Linked DNA regions of Homo sapiens: all the other regions are linked to region 1. A link is a contact called in ENCODE Hi-C or POLR2A ChIA-PET data. All regions are on one chromosome and are shown on one strand. The core of a region is the stretch at or near the end of the contact, and the rest is flanking DNA. Distances in the headings are between cores, read along the strand shown.

Region 1 (4,833 bases), core at 804-3,303:
GTTCATGTAAGTGTTATTTCAAGTAGCTAAAAATTTGGATACAATCTAAATGCCCCAAAATGCTGAGACAGGGTAAATAAAGTATAATCCATCTACGTGGAGCACACTTATACAACACTTTCAATTAAATTACAAAGAATGTTTAATAACATGGAGAAATTCATCTGAAGTAATGAGAAATAGAAAAAGCAAGATACAGCTTGGTTATCTTTGTCTTTATATATACAAGCACATATATACACATACTCAAAGCAAGAGAAAAGACTTGAAAAACTCATGCCAACATGTTAACACTAGCTATCTCTGGGTGGTGAGCCCAATATACTTCTGATTTTTTCCAGATTTTTTACAATGATTGTGTAACTTTATCATTTACAGTATGGTATATATTCCAAAGAAGGAAAATATGCTGAGCCTCCTGCTGTGGTTGTGGGTGTGGGGTAGGATCAGCTTTCAGCTTCCCTCCTTCCGGTGGTTAGCACCAGGTTGAAAGAGAGGGGGCACATTAGAGCGTGGGAACATGTCATGGCCCATCTTCACTGAATGAGATCAGGAAGCCTTTTCTCTCCCTTTGTGGGAGACCGCTGTAAACATGGAATCTTGTCACTTTTTGTTGTAGCTCTGTAATGCAACTTAGACACTAAATTCCCCAAACTGAATTTCTCCCTTCAGTTTGGAATCAACAGAAAGTGGTGGCTGTCAGAAGCAAGCAGCTGCTCAGGGAGCTCCCATGAGAAGGGCAGGCCGCCTGCTGACCGTGGAGAGCACAGCAAGCCCCTATCCACAGAGCTTTCTTCTCTGTTACTCTGATCATGCCAGAAACGGGGCTACTGGGAAAAGGAACAGGAAGGGAAGAGAAGCTTTACTTGGGTCCTGCTGTATTAGTAAACCCTCCTTCTGCGCCACTAACTGGCTGCTAGGAAATGGGAATGGTGATATTTCAAGAATGAGCCATGGCTAATACTTAGAAACTAGGCTAATTATGTGACATGATGGCCCTGGGCACAGAACAAGGAAGAAGAGGAAGGTAAACTTAGTCTGATTTAATGAAAAGTCCAATTTGGAGACCATTTTCAGAGATCTATGGCCTTCAAAGATCTGCAGCCTGGCAGGCCACTCTCGCACCAGGTCAGGGGAGTGGGCAGCAGGCTCTCTGGGGCTTCATGAATAGGTAAATGTCATCTGCAGCAAGAAGGTGGGGCTCTGATACATCCTGATATTCTTTGCTCATACTGTAATTAGCACATTCCTTGTATATAGTGATTTTTTTAAGAGCACTTAACATGGCCAATCAATCAATGTTCTGAATTTCCTTGTTTATCCTAATAATTAGCAACTCCCTTCCTTCCCTCCCTTCCTCCCTCTCCTCCCTCCCTACCTTTCCTCCCCTCTTTCCCTGCCTCCCTCCCTTCCTTCTTTCCTTCTTCCAAGTGGGACAAATGTGGCCTTCAATGCCCAGCAGCTATCAGTTGTTGCAATTTCTGAGTTAGTGCAGTCTAAACTAATGAAGAAATTGTGAAGATCTCCCCCCAGTTTTCATCACTGTGCTTACATATAGCTGTGCTTCAGTGCAAGCAAGCATGATCTACCTCCAGGGATGTACCGAAGGAGTAGGAAGAAAGCTGACTCAGAAATCCAGGGCCTTCTTCAAGGCAGAGGCCCTGCCTAATACTCCCGCGTTTGATGGTCCCTGAGTCAGAACGGTTTGTTAGTGGTTTAGAGTTGCAGATTTTCCACTCACTTATAAAGGCCCCTGCTGTGCACAGTCACTATGATGAATGAATAACTCAGTTGCATACGCAAGTCTGTTCCCAAGTACCATCTGTTGAGTGAATGAATGAGTGAACAAAAGGGAAACACATTACCCCAATTGTGAATCTGAATAATGAACTTGGCAATGTGATGTGATCTCTGCTCCAGCAGGCCTGGGTTCCAAGTCCAGCAGGGCCCTTGATGTCCTTTGTCCTTCATTCCTGTGCACCTTGCGCCTCCAAATCACATTTGGTACGTCTTTCTTGTAGTGCTGATGGTTATTTATGAGCATGTCCTGGGCTGCCTGTTCTTATTGTAAGCTCTCCAATTAATTGCCTAGTGCTGTGTACCCAATTATCATGTAAATACATGTTGAATGAATAAACAAGTGTGACTCATTCAGAGCTAAACTACGCATGAGAGTAGACATGGCCAGCTTCAGCCAAGAGTGAAAACCAGATTCCCAACTCCCTATAGCCCATTCCCTGGCTCCCTGGAAAAGTGGAGGGAAAACACTTGGGAATGAGCAGGATTCTAGGAGCTGGGAAGCGCCCCTTTCCCCACTGGGAAATTCCATGTGAGCACTCATCGGGGCATTCCCCTGCTCTCATTCTCTTGCTTCAGCTGCTTGGGATCTTTCAATGCACCCCTCCCTGCAAAAAGATGGTGGCACTAGCTGGAAAGTATAGCATCCAGTGCCCCACTTCACTCATTTCTTTCTTCCCTCCTCTCTTGCCTCCACTTTGTCCTACTCACATTATCCCCCACCCCTGCTGCTGGTAGGTTTATTCATCCACTGAAACAAGCTTGATTGAGTTCAAGGCAATTAACATTACTGAGCATCTGTTAGGAACTGGAGACTGAGAGTGGCCTTTAAGGATTTTCAAGGCCAGGAGCAGTGGCTCATGCCTGTAATCCCAGCATTTTGGGAGGCCGAGGCAGGAGGATTGCTTGAGCTCAGGAGTTCAAGACCAGCCTGGGCAACATAGTGAGACTTCATCTCTACCAAAAATACAAAAAATTAGCTGGGTGTGGTAGTGCGCGCCTGTGGTCCCAGCTGCTTGCAGGGGTAAGGTGGGAATATCACTTGAGCCCAGGAGACTGAGGCTGCAGTGAGCTGTGATTGTGCCACTGCACCCCAGCCTGGGTGACAGAACAAGACCCTGTCTCAAAAAAAAATCATCCTCCTACTCCTCACAGGAGAAAGACAGGCAAGCAGCTTACCTAAATACACAATAAAATGTAATAGCTGCTAGATACAATTACAGGCACTACACAGGATGCATCAGGAAGGAAAAAACAACTAATTCTAATTCTGACCAGGAGATACCTTCTCAGTGGAGATGGCATTTGAGTTGAGCCAGGAAGGAGGACTAGAGTTTTGATAACAGTTTGGGAAATGGCGTGAGTAAAGACGTGGAAGCACATGCAGGCAACATTTGAAAGAGCAGAGGGAGTGGCAGGGGACAGGGAGAAGTCCTGGATGGCTATGCGGAGGAATTTGGACTTGATTGGGAGGAGGAGCTCTTCAAATATGACTGCACTCTTTCTTTTCCTCCCTCACAGCTCTGAGAGTTGTCAGGCATTGGTTTGGTTCAGTGATCGTAAACAGGCTGGCTCCCCAAGGGCAGAGATTGCTTTGCCCAACATTATATCCCCAGTGCCTAGCTCAGTGCCAGGCACATAGCAAGCACTCAAGAAATACCAAAGAAATAAGTGATACATTTCACATAATAACTCTGTGCTTTCTGATTATATGGTACGAAGAAGAATTCAGAGACTCGTTCTGAGCACCAGGAGTGCTGCTGTCGATGAATGGTGTCTGGGTGGTTGTAGGCAAGGGCACTGGGGATAGTTGGCTAGGTTTTGCCATCCCTGCTCTAGATGATCCATCTGAGATGGCCCCTGCTGCACTGCAACCCTCAGAGAAGACAGTCCAGAAGAGCTTCAACTGTCAAGTTTCATTGTTGGAAGCTTTCAGACATTAGGATATATTCATGTAACTAGCAGGTCTTGGTGTGGGTGCACTGCTGAGGACCTGCCTGCCAGTTCTGGGGAAAGCCTCCCATGTGGACATCCCCTGAGAGCTCTCACTAAGAAATGGCTACAAGCGGGTTAGAAACAGGCAGATGAAATAATAGTGTTAGCAGTCAGGCTATAGGGGCCCATAGTGAGGAGACAGTGCCTAGAAGCGGATGGAAGGTTGATTTCACGTTCTGCTAATTGGGCTGAATGCCAGTTACACAAGTGTGTTTTATATTGTGAAGATTCATCATTATACCGCTAGGACTTACACTTTTCAATATGTGTGCTATACCTCAACAGTTTACCTTAAAAAAAAAAAAGTTATAAAAGACGAGGCAAAAGTTGCAGCCTTAGGCTGAACAGCTGGGGTTAGTCAGTTTTTCGCAGGTTGCAATTCTGTCCGTTCTCGGAAGGTGGCAGTGTTGTGCCACTTGATAAAATACAAGACCTAAGAATAGGATTCCTTGGATTCCCAGCCCCTTCTTGAGGCTTAATGCTGCTGATTTTTTTTTTTTTTTTTTTTTTTGGAGACAGAGTCTCGCTCTGTCTCCCAGGCTGGGGTGCAGTGGCGTGATCTCGGCCCACTGCAACCTCCGCTTCCTGGGCTCAAGCAACCCCTGCCTCAGCCTCCCAAGCAGCGGGGACTACAGGTGCGCGCCCCCACACCTGGCCAACTTTTTGTATTTTAGTAGAGACGGGGTTTCACCATGTTGCCCAGGCCAGTCTCAAACTTTGAGCTCAGGCAATCCACCTGCCTCGGCCTCCCAAAGCGCTAGGATTACAAGCGTGAGCCACCGCGCCTGGCCAATGCTGCTGATTTTGATCATCCTACCTATCTTTATCTTTGAATCCAGATCATTCTCTCCTAACTTTTGCCCTAAAAACACCTTTAAAAATTTACCTTGAGCAACCAAAGCCATGTACTGGTGATGTTTGTGGGGAACATCACTGGATCTCCAGGAAATGAGTGCTCCTACCTGATACCCTGAACACGAAATACTTAACGTGTGTTATCAGCAGATATCGCCATGAATCATTCTTTGAGTTTGGAATAGG
Region 2 (4,833 bases), core at 1,362-3,861, 58 kb after region 1:
GATGGGCAACCCATTCTGTAGGAAAAAAAGATAGTCCTCATGTCTGAATAATGGATCCTGGGGAGTGGTTTCTCCTGGCATGGAAGACAGAAGCAGATACAGCAAGATGATGCCCATGTGAAATGGTGAGATACTGGCTTCTATGTGGGGGCAAATGATGAGGACTAAGGGGACAGATGGAAATCTTTGGCTTCAGAGGATGATGAGAGTCAGTCAACTGAAAATTAGGAGGTAGGGCAGTCCCAGCAGAAGGGGTGGCATATATGTAAATGCTAAGTGGCAGGAAAGTTCTAAGTGTCTTTGAGGAAGTGAAAGGCAAATGTGACCAGGGCACAGCAAATGAAGGTGGGGGACCATGAAGAGAAGGACCAGAGCCAGCTTAGCCACATTAAGGATTCTGGATTTATTCAAAGGTGATGCTCCATTTGCAGGTTCAAAATATTGACTGCAATGAACATGGGTTGAATAAACAGTGAGAGAGTGAATGAATGACTATTATCAAGTAAAGAGATGAGAGGCACACAAGCGTAAAAATGGAGACCCAAGTAATTCCATTTACTGAAGAAGGAATAGTGAGGCCTTATTCAAGGCCAGAGGTGCTGAGAATTTCTTTCCTGGACTGCACCATGGGAATTCAGATGTTTCTAGCTGTAGGGGAAGCCTTCACTCTCCCAGGTGTGGGTCTGTTCCTTAATATAGTGTAAGGGTAGAGGAAAAACTTCCTCTCCTCACCTAAGGTAATGAACTGACAAAAGGCAGATTAACAGGAGAGAATGGTGTGCAAAATCTGTTAACACTCATACGAACATGGGAGCTGTGCCCAAAGTTTAAGACTTGAAGAGGGGCCAGGTGGTTGAGGGTTTAATACTCTCTTCATAGGGAGAGACGTGTGGACACAGGAGGCAGACACTATTTTGTAAATGATTCTCTAGATGACCATTACACCACCTTCTTCTGCCCCACAGCCCTCCTTCCTCTCTCCTTCTCTATTCTGTAATCTCAAAACACCCAGAATCCCTGGTGAGGGCCAACAAGTGTCACATCCCCTGACAAACAGGAGGAGGAACTGTTGACCACACCCCAGTGCCCTTTACATTTTTCAGTGTGAAGTAAGATGTAGTCTGCACTTGACCGTGGGAATCACTGGCTTATGGAGACACCAGTAATGGGGACACTCAGTTACTTGAGTGGACATGGATTAAGTAAGACAGCCCCAAACATAAGCTGGGCCTCTGTGTCCGTATCCTCCAGCAGGCCACACAAGGGTACGGGGCGCAGTGCACACCTCTCAGGAGAACACAAGCTGTCCCGAATCATTTACAACCATCTCCATGAAACTATGCATAAGGCCGCCTTTGCCCTCCAGGCAGCAGACACAGGGGCTTTTTGCTGCTGTCTTCCATAAATTACTGGAAGCTCCAGGTGTGTTCATTCAGGTTCTCTGAGAAGCAGATACCAAGATGGGATATGACACGCAAGAGATGTATTGGAGAAAATGCCTGTGCAGGAGAACAGAGAGCAAGATGGGGGCATTGGGAGAACCATCAGATTTTGACGCAGTCTGACCCCTGTGAAGGAGAGAAGTAAGGGAGGTCTTAGACAGCTGTTTAAGGGAGTCCTTGGGTCAGAGTCATCTGTCAGTGGAGCCCCACATCTCTCAGGAATAGGCCTGCCCGAGTATCCCTGCCTTGCTCAGCCATAGGCTGGGAGCAGCCTGTGGGAGGCATAGCCTTGGCACAGATGGGGTGGCGGGTCCCGAGCACAGTGTCTGGGGTCTCTGGCAATCACGCTCCCACAGTGGAAGGTTGGAGGGCCTGGCAGTGGGCTAAGAGGGCTGTGGCCCAGTCCTCTCCACAGCCTGCCACCAGCTCGGCGCCTAGCCAGTCCCAGCAAAGTCAGTTCCCAAGGTGGTGAGACTGTGGGAGGGAAACAGCCATCCCCACACAGGCCTCCCTGCAGGCCTCAAGGGAAGGTCACCCAGGACAACCAGCTCCACAGCAGAGGGAGGATCTGTGAGGCACTTTCATGTCAATAGGGGTTGCATGTCCTCAGAGGAAATCAAACCGTGAAATCATTTCCAACACAAAAGCCCATTTATTTTAACAAGGGAAAAAAACAGTGGCTCCAAACAGCCCTCAGACATGATGGGTACCCTGTGGACGTCTGTGATGCCTTGTGGTCCATTCACAGTTCCTGGTAGGCACAGAGCGAATCTTTTCCATGTTTTGGGTTTTTTGTTTGTTTGTTTGTTTTTGTTTTTTAAATGGACTTAGAGGGTTGTGAGCATTTTGCAAAAGAATCAAACACCATGCCAGTTGCCAGTCTGTGCCAGCACCTTCGATTCCCAGTCTGGCCCTGCTCAGTGGCAAGATTTAGATTTAAAATCCATTTTTCCAAGAAGACAGGATGGTGAACATGTAAGTCTGATATTCAGTCTCCAGGCCTGGTGACTTGCTCCTCCGAGGCCCCAAAGCCCAGGAGAGATGCTCACTCGGTTCTCTCCATGTTCCGTCTGAACATCACCTGCTTCAGTTCCCCAGTAGATTGGTTGTGCCAATTGACCTGGTATATCACACAGCTGTGGCCTCGGGGCTGTGTTTTTATCTCCTAAGTGGTTAAGATTTAAAGATGGGGAGCAGAGTGGGCGGGAAAGGGCGGGAAGACGTCAGCAGATGTGAAATCAGGCAGACAAAAATAAACAGGGCACTCTTCCTTCCTGTCTGTAGGGCTCACCATCTCCAAGAGGTGGGTCAATTCTCCTCCCCAGGAGCAGATGGGGAACTTCACAGCCACATCCTCAGTTCAGTTTCTCTAGCCGCTTCTAGGGTTTTCCCGAGCCTGCCCTCAAGCTGTGAGGAGCCTCTTTTGTAGCTCACATCCCAACCATGTGGATTAATGAAAATGTCACAGGGGCTTTTTCTTTTTGATGTTGCCTTACACATGCACCTCAAATGTCCCCAAGTCCTCTGGCCTTCTGGAGTCACCCATTTTTTTATTTTAGATTTAGGGGTACATGTGAAGGTTTGTTACATAGGTAAGCATGTGTCACAAGGGTCTGTTGTACAGATTGTTTCATCACCCAGCTATTAAGCCCAGTACCCAATATTTTTTCTGCTCCTCTCCCTCCTCCCACCCTCCACCCTCAAGCACGCCCCAGTGTCTGTTGTTCCCTTCTTTGTGTCCATAGTCCTTTTTTTTTTTTGAGACGGAGTCTTGCTCTGTCGCCCAGGCTGGAGTGCAGTGGCGCGATCTCCGCTCACTGCAAGCTCCGCCTCCCGGGTTCACGCCATTCTCCTGCCTCAGCCTCCGGAGTAGCTGGGACTGCAGGCGCCTGACACCACGCCCGGCTAATTTTTTGTATTTTTAGTAGAGACGGGGTTTCACCGTGTTAGCCAGGATGGTCTCGATCTCCTGACCTCGTGATCTGCCCGCCTTGGCCTCCCAAAGTGCTGGGATTACAGGCATAAGCCACCGCGCCCGGCCTTCATCACGCAGCTATTAAGCCCAGTACCCAATAGTTATCTTTTCTGCTCCTCTCCCTCCTCCCTCCCTCCACCCTCAAGCAGGCCCCAGTGTCTGTTGTTGCCTTCTTTGTGTCCATAAGTTCCTACCATTTAGCTCCTATGTGTAGGTGAGAACATGCAGTATTTGGTTTTGTGTTCCTACATTAGTTTGCTAAGAATAATAGCCACCAGCTCCAATCCACTTATTTATTACTCAAAAAAAATAGATCCAACCACTAATATCATGAAACTAGGGGAAGTTGTGCCCTCTCACCACTGAAACTAGCCCATTCAAGGTCACCAACGACCTTCGTATTGCAAAGCCAATGACACTTTCAACCCTCGTCTTAATTCTACAGACACACTCTTCTTTCTCTTCTCCTGCCTCCTGGCCGCGCTGTCTCAGCCTCATTTTCTGGCTCTTTCCTCTCTTTGAATTCTTGGGGGCTTGGTCCTGGACCCTCTATTCTTCTCATTCTTCTCTATACCCTCTGCCCAGATGAGCTTACTCAGGCCCATGATATCAAACACCAATGGCACCAAATTTCACATCCACTGATGAAAATGCCTTTGTAAAAATTACAACATTGAGAAAAATCTGGCATAAGGAAATTTTGAAAGTGAAAGAAATCTGACCTGACTCTATCTTGCTTCGAACCTTCATGCTACCCTTGTTCATTCCTGGGCATAGGCCAAACTAACTTTGGGAGGAATTTAGTTTATAGTTTAACTATTTTTTTTTTTTTTAAGAGAAAAGGTCTTGCTCTGTTACCCAGGCTGGGGTGCAGTGGCACAATCATATAGCTCACTGCAGCCCTGAACTCCTGAGCTCAAGTGATCCTCCCACCTCAGCCTGCCAAGTAGCTGGAACTACAGGCATACACCACCACTCCTGGCTAATTTTTTTTTTCTTTCTTTTTTTTCAGAGGGAGTCTCGCTCTGTCACCTAGGCTGGAGTGCAGTGGTGCATTCTTGCCTCACTGCAACCTCCGCCTCCTGGGTTCAAGCAATTCTCCTGCCTCAGCCTCCCAAGTAGCTGGAATTACAGGCATGCACAACCACGCCTGGCTAATTTTTGTATTTTTAGTAGAGATGGGGTTTTGCCATGTTGGCCAGGCTGATCTCAAACTCTTGACCTCAGGTGATCCGCCCGCCTCAGCCTCCCAAACTCCTGGGGTTACAGGTGTGAGCCACTGTGCCCTGCCTTTTTTTTTTTTTTTTTTTTTTTTGAGACAGGGTCTTGCTCTGTCACCCAGGCTGGAGTGCAGTGGCATGATCTCAGCTCACTGCAACCTCTGTGTCCCGGGTTCAAGCAATTCTCATGTCTCAG
Region 3 (4,833 bases), core at 2,068-4,567, 36 kb after region 1:
GAAAGGCTCCATAATTTTTACTTGAAAATTAGGTGATTTTAAATACATAAGAGGAGTTTATCGTTTAAACCCTTTCTAAGAGCAAGTAACCCCCTTATAGTTTATCCTATATGTGATTTTTCTACATTTGTTTAATTTGTTAAATGAGACACATTTATGGTGAATATCTCTTAAATATGCTGATGTGTCTGAAGAAAAAAAGAGGACAGGGAGTAGACTTGGAACCACATGTCTCCCCGGAACCACACATGGGGCCAGGTAATTCACATTCAAAATTGTCATTTCACTCTTATCACCCTATAACGTGGGCGTTGCCATTCTCATTTTTTCAGTTGAGGAGACTCAGCCTCAGTGAAGTTGGTCCACCTTGCCCAGGTTTATTCACAAATGCTTAGCAAGTCTGACTCTACATCAGGCATAGTGCTCTGGGGATACAAAATCAAGATAGGACAGACAGGTTCCCTGCCCTCATGGAGCTTAAAGCATAGTGGAAGAGATAGGGAAGAATAAAAAGGAAAGAGTAAGATAAATAAAATGGCTGCAAATTGTGAAAAGTGCCCTGAACAAACCCACCTAGGGGCTGAGGGAGGGCATAACCCCACAGAGGTTGGCCAGCCAGGCCCTGGCCCCTCTGCACCTGTGCAGACCCAAGGCCCAGCAGGAAGCTGGAGGTTTGGAAAGACAATATTTTGCCCAGGAGACCGGGCTCCTTCACAGCCCCTTTGTCTCTGCACCAACTCCCCTGGCACTGTGTTCTCTGCCACCCCACCCCAAGGGAAGAGGATGTGAGGGTGCCCTGGCAGGCTTCTTCCAAAAATCTTCAAAACCAAAACCAACCATCCTTGTGGCATGGAGGAAATTTCTTTTCTTTCTTTATTGTTATTATTATTAAAACCATCCTTGTGGCATGGAGGAAATTTCTTTTTTTATGATTATTATTATTATTTAATAGAGACAAGGCCTCACTCTGTTGCCTGGGCTGGTCTCAAGCTCCTGGGCTCAAGCAGTCCTCTTGCCTCAGCCTCCCAAATTGCTGGGATTACAGACATGAGCCACCACACCCAACCCAGAATTTTTTTTTTTTATTTTTTTATTTTTTTTTTTGGTGAGACAGAGTCTCTCTCACTCTGTTGTCCAGGCTGGAGTGCAGTGGCACAATCTTGGCTCACTACAACCTCCACTTACAGCAATTCTCCTGCCTCAGCCTCCCAAGTAGCTGAGATTACAGGCATGTGCTACCATGCCCAGCTAATTTTTGTATTTTTAGTAGAGATGGAGTTTCACCATGTTGGCCAGGCTGGTTTCAAACTCCTGACCTCAAGTGATCTGCCCACCTCAGCCTCCCAAAGTGCTGGGATTACAGGCAGGAGCCACCGCACCCAGCCCCAGCCCAGAAATTTATTTAATTTGAGTAATGTTTATGAGAAATAAATAGCTCATGCATCCCTGAGAACTTGTCCTCAGCCCGGTTGAGAAATGCTAACTTAAGAAAAAGAGAGGGCTTTAGTCTATGAAAATATCTATCTTAAATTACCACTGCAGAAAAGAAATTGAGTTTTGATCGTTGGTAAAAATAATTTTAGATAATCATTGAAATGCAAACCTAAAATGAAAAGCATGTGTAAGACTCCCTGCAGGTACACCCAGCTTGAGAACCCAGGCTGGGTCAGCACCGTGCCAGCAGCAAGGACTTCTGTGAAGGCCTGGGTTCTCGCTCCATGTGATCTCACTTTGTGTCCTGGCCAGAAACAGGCTGCAAGCGCAGTTCGATGTCATTCAGTTCAATTGTGCCCATGTTCTTTGTGCCTGTGACATGCTGGGCTCTGCCCACACCAGGGATACAGAGACAAGAGCTACCGCCTTGTCACCTTGGAACAAAGGTCTGGGGGCACATGAGCTGTCACACACAGTTTATGTAAGGGCTCGGAAGTCAGGCCATCCTGGGTATAAGTCTCAGTTTTACAACATATTTAACACCTCTAAGCCTCAGTTTCCTGAGTTATAAAATGGAGGCACACACAGTGCCTGCCTTATCCGGCTATTGAGAGAATTAGGTAGGATAATGCCAGGAAGTGCTTAGCCTGCTTCTGGATGCACTAATGACAAAATCCTCTTAATACAGAGTGAGCGCCGACCCAGGGCCACGCTCTGCCCTAGAACTTCCCAGGTGTGAGCTTATTTACTAAGCACAGTGGCCCTGTGAGGCAGGCTTGTTGTTATCCCCATTCACAGACAGGCAGATGTGTGACTAACCCTATCTTACAGGCAAGGAAATGGTGGCAGGATGGAGCTAAATAACTCACTGAAGGTCACACAGCTAGTCCAGAATCTACTCTGAATGGTGACTGCTGCTAGCATCAGCGTTGCCACTTCTGGCAGTTGGAGAATCAGAAAATACGTTATGAGGAAAAGGACAGGCAGCTTTGGCTTTGAAAGAGGAGCAGCCTCTCCCCAGTGGAGAGAAGGGTGTCGCAATACCAGGAACAAACATAGGGGGGCAGGCCCACAGAGACCCGGGCTGAGCCAGGGAGGTACTGGAGCAGAGGGCATAGGGCAGTGCTGGAGACAAAGCTAAAGGTAGGGAGTGTCCCCTCCTCAGAGGCCAGACACCCCTCAGAGGACAGGGGGCTACCAGGGTGTGTGAGCAGGAGAGAGAGGGGCTGTGTCAGGTCATCCCGTCTCTTCCACTGCCTGGGGTGGAGCCTAGGTGGACAAGTGACTTCACTTCATGTGCCTCAGCTTCCCTATCTGTAAAATGGGATGGGATATTCATGCATCGACTCACAGGTTCATACAAGTGAATTGCATAGTTCAATGCTTGGCACAGAGTGAGAGCTCAGCAAATGGAAGCTTGTACTGTTATTAGCCATCGCAAGGCTACCCTCATGATGGGGACAGGTGATGGATTCGAGTGGGAGGAACACCTGTGGCCTGGGCCCTGTCCGGCAGGTGTCAGAAAAGTCCAGGAGAGTCATGCTTAGGCCTTCTCCAAAGATGGAGGTGCAAGAGCCCCACAGCATAGCAGCCTCTTTTTGAAGTGATGTCAATGTGCTTCTTCCTCTTTGGGCCCTTGAAGCTCAGGCTCAGTGTTGAGTCCCAACCTGACTTCTCTGCCCATCTCATTGGCGCTTTATGCCAGAGACAGGGGGAGCATGATTGGCACCTACTCACCCTGAAGGGACTGCCTTGGTAAGGCAACTCAGGGGAGGCCTGGGGAGCCAGAACCGTGTGAGGGTGCCCGAGGCAGCAAGGGAAAGACTCAGAGCACGATGGCCACATTCAGAGATCACATGCCCTGCCCCCAAAGCCCCAGCTGTGGACAAGAATGACTCAGGTCCCTTGGACAGGCTGTCACCAGTGATGACTTAGGACCAGCCTGCCCGGCTCCAGCAAAGCACAGGAAGCTCGAAGGTTTAGAAATGGGTCATTGTTGTGCTGAGGCCATGCGTCAAAGAGGACATCCCACAGCCAGCTCCTATCCTGGCCAGCACTCTTGACAAAGGCAGAGGGAGTGCAGCTTAGTGAGCTGGTCCCTTTACACAGGTTATTCACTCCAGAATCTGGAGAATTCTGTCCTTAAGGAAAAAAAAAAAAAAAACTAAGCTCAAGATCCCACAGCTTGTAAGACCAGGCCTAAGAGTCAAACCTGAATCTCCCCACATGAGAGCACCATGCTCCCCCTCACCCAGCACCCCCTCTGTAGGTGGTGGCCCAGAGGAGATGTTGCCCTGGGCTGCTCTTCCATAGGAGGAAAGACATGATTCACTAATAACTGCATGTCCTGAGAATTCCCTGTTGGGGACCCCAGGACTTCACTAGGGGCATGGCTCTTGGGTGACAGTTGGGAGGTCTCTTCCAGGGTCTCAGTCCAGCCAAGCATGTGGCCTTGCAAGAAGGCAGCTTCTAATGGCTCAGAAACACCAGGGCAGGGGGGCCACAGTCCTTCACACCACACACTTAGTTCCCCAGCTTCAGAACGCTTTAAAACGCTGCAGCATGGAGCCTCACGCTTTCAAAACAGTATTTCATAATATGCCAGGACTTTGTGTTTTATTCGTCCTCTCCCTGTGACCTAGGCTAATGCAGACAATAAAAATGCCACCAAGTTCTGCAAAACTGAAAAAATGAAGTGGGTGATTAGGGGACATTTGATAATGTGCTTTGGTTGAAACTTGAGAAATTATTCCTAGTAACTTTTCCTAAGACTGTGACTATATTTTCCAAGTGAAAAATAAGAGCTAGTGAAAGTAATGTGTGTGTAGATTTCGGAGCAATGGGATTGAGGATTTGGAAGCATGACTTCAGAAACTGAGCCACGTGGTCACCTTCCCTCATTGAATCAATATTCGGTGAATACCCACCTGTGTCTGGAACTGTACTGACCCATGTTAAGCGAGAAAGAGTGATTAATGTGACAAGATGTGGCTCCAATTTCTAAGTCCTCACACTAGAGCGCCCCCTTCTGGAGCCAGTCAGCAGAGAGAGAAGTTTGACTGTGTCCCCCTTGAAACCGTCAACTGTTTGGTCCACTTGAGACCTAGGTAAAATCTGAGGGGACAGCTCACTCTAACCTGGATCTGAACTTAAACTTGAGCCCCGATGACAGAATAATCCCTTTCTGCCTGGAAATGGCCCAAGCCATCTCATGCTGAGGCTTTTTGACATAATCTCTACCACAGCTGTGTATGGGAGCAGTGCTCAGAAAATGCAAGGCGGTCCTCACTCCACGTACGGGCACTCACATGCAGTCTCAGTGTCGGTCTCTTTCTGCAGGTCTAGGCATTAATCCTATTCAGCTGGTTGCATTTTACCCTTATGGGAAGCAGAGTGCTG

What was found. Hi-C counts contacts between places; a loop is a spot of excess contacts on that map. ChIA-PET counts read pairs that join two places held with the same protein, here RNA polymerase II (POLR2A). Pooled maps may share reads with other maps.
Region 2: a loop to region 1 is called in a pooled map, with 2.9 times the contacts of the local background. The contact joins the enhancer-like site here to the promoter of LARS2-AS1 in region 1. A Hi-C loop is called at or near these places in 3 of 168 maps with a recorded cell type or tissue (breast epithelium, heart left ventricle and mammary epithelial cell) and 7 of 50 pooled maps. POLR2A ChIA-PET finds 5 or more read pairs at or near these places in 1 of 52 experiments (SK-N-SH).
Region 3: a map of dorsolateral prefrontal cortex shows a loop between it and region 1 (6-fold over the local background). The contact joins the enhancer-like site here to the promoter of LARS2-AS1 in region 1. A Hi-C loop is called at or near these places in 8 of 168 maps with a recorded cell type or tissue (K562, PC-3, dorsolateral prefrontal cortex and 4 more) and 9 of 50 pooled maps. POLR2A ChIA-PET finds 5 or more read pairs at or near these places in 7 of 52 experiments (CD4-positive, alpha-beta T cell, K562, OCI-LY7 and 4 more).

Annotation. Positions count from the first base shown.
Region 1 is chr3:45,507,492-45,512,324 of GRCh38, forward strand. It overlaps LARS2-AS1 (LARS2 antisense RNA 1), which reads right to left and starts at 2,054. Exons shown (of 4, transcript NR_048543.1): 1 at 1,866-2,054. The region is part of intron 15 of LARS2 (leucyl-tRNA synthetase 2, mitochondrial); the gene reads left to right. RefSeq lists an enhancer at 433-1,299 and a silencer at 2,126-2,420.
Region 2 is chr3:45,565,245-45,570,077 of GRCh38, forward strand. No RefSeq gene overlaps it. Among named protein-coding and RNA genes, the nearest start is that of LIMD1, 27 kb to the right of the region's middle. RefSeq lists an enhancer at 1,861-2,387. Within about 2 kb of position 2,612, at least 5 of the 41 ENCODE cell types and tissues checked have a DNase peak (open chromatin) inside an H3K27ac peak, as active enhancers do.
Region 3 is chr3:45,542,379-45,547,211 of GRCh38, forward strand. The region is part of intron 21 of LARS2 (leucyl-tRNA synthetase 2, mitochondrial); the gene reads left to right. Among named protein-coding and RNA genes, the nearest start is that of LARS2-AS1, 35 kb to the left of the region's middle. RefSeq lists silencers at 1,603-1,829, 2,622-2,832 and an enhancer at 3,219-3,513. Within about 2 kb of position 3,318, at least 10 of the 41 ENCODE cell types and tissues checked have a DNase peak (open chromatin) inside an H3K27ac peak, as active enhancers do; they include dorsolateral prefrontal cortex and gastrocnemius medialis, where a contact is called at or near this core.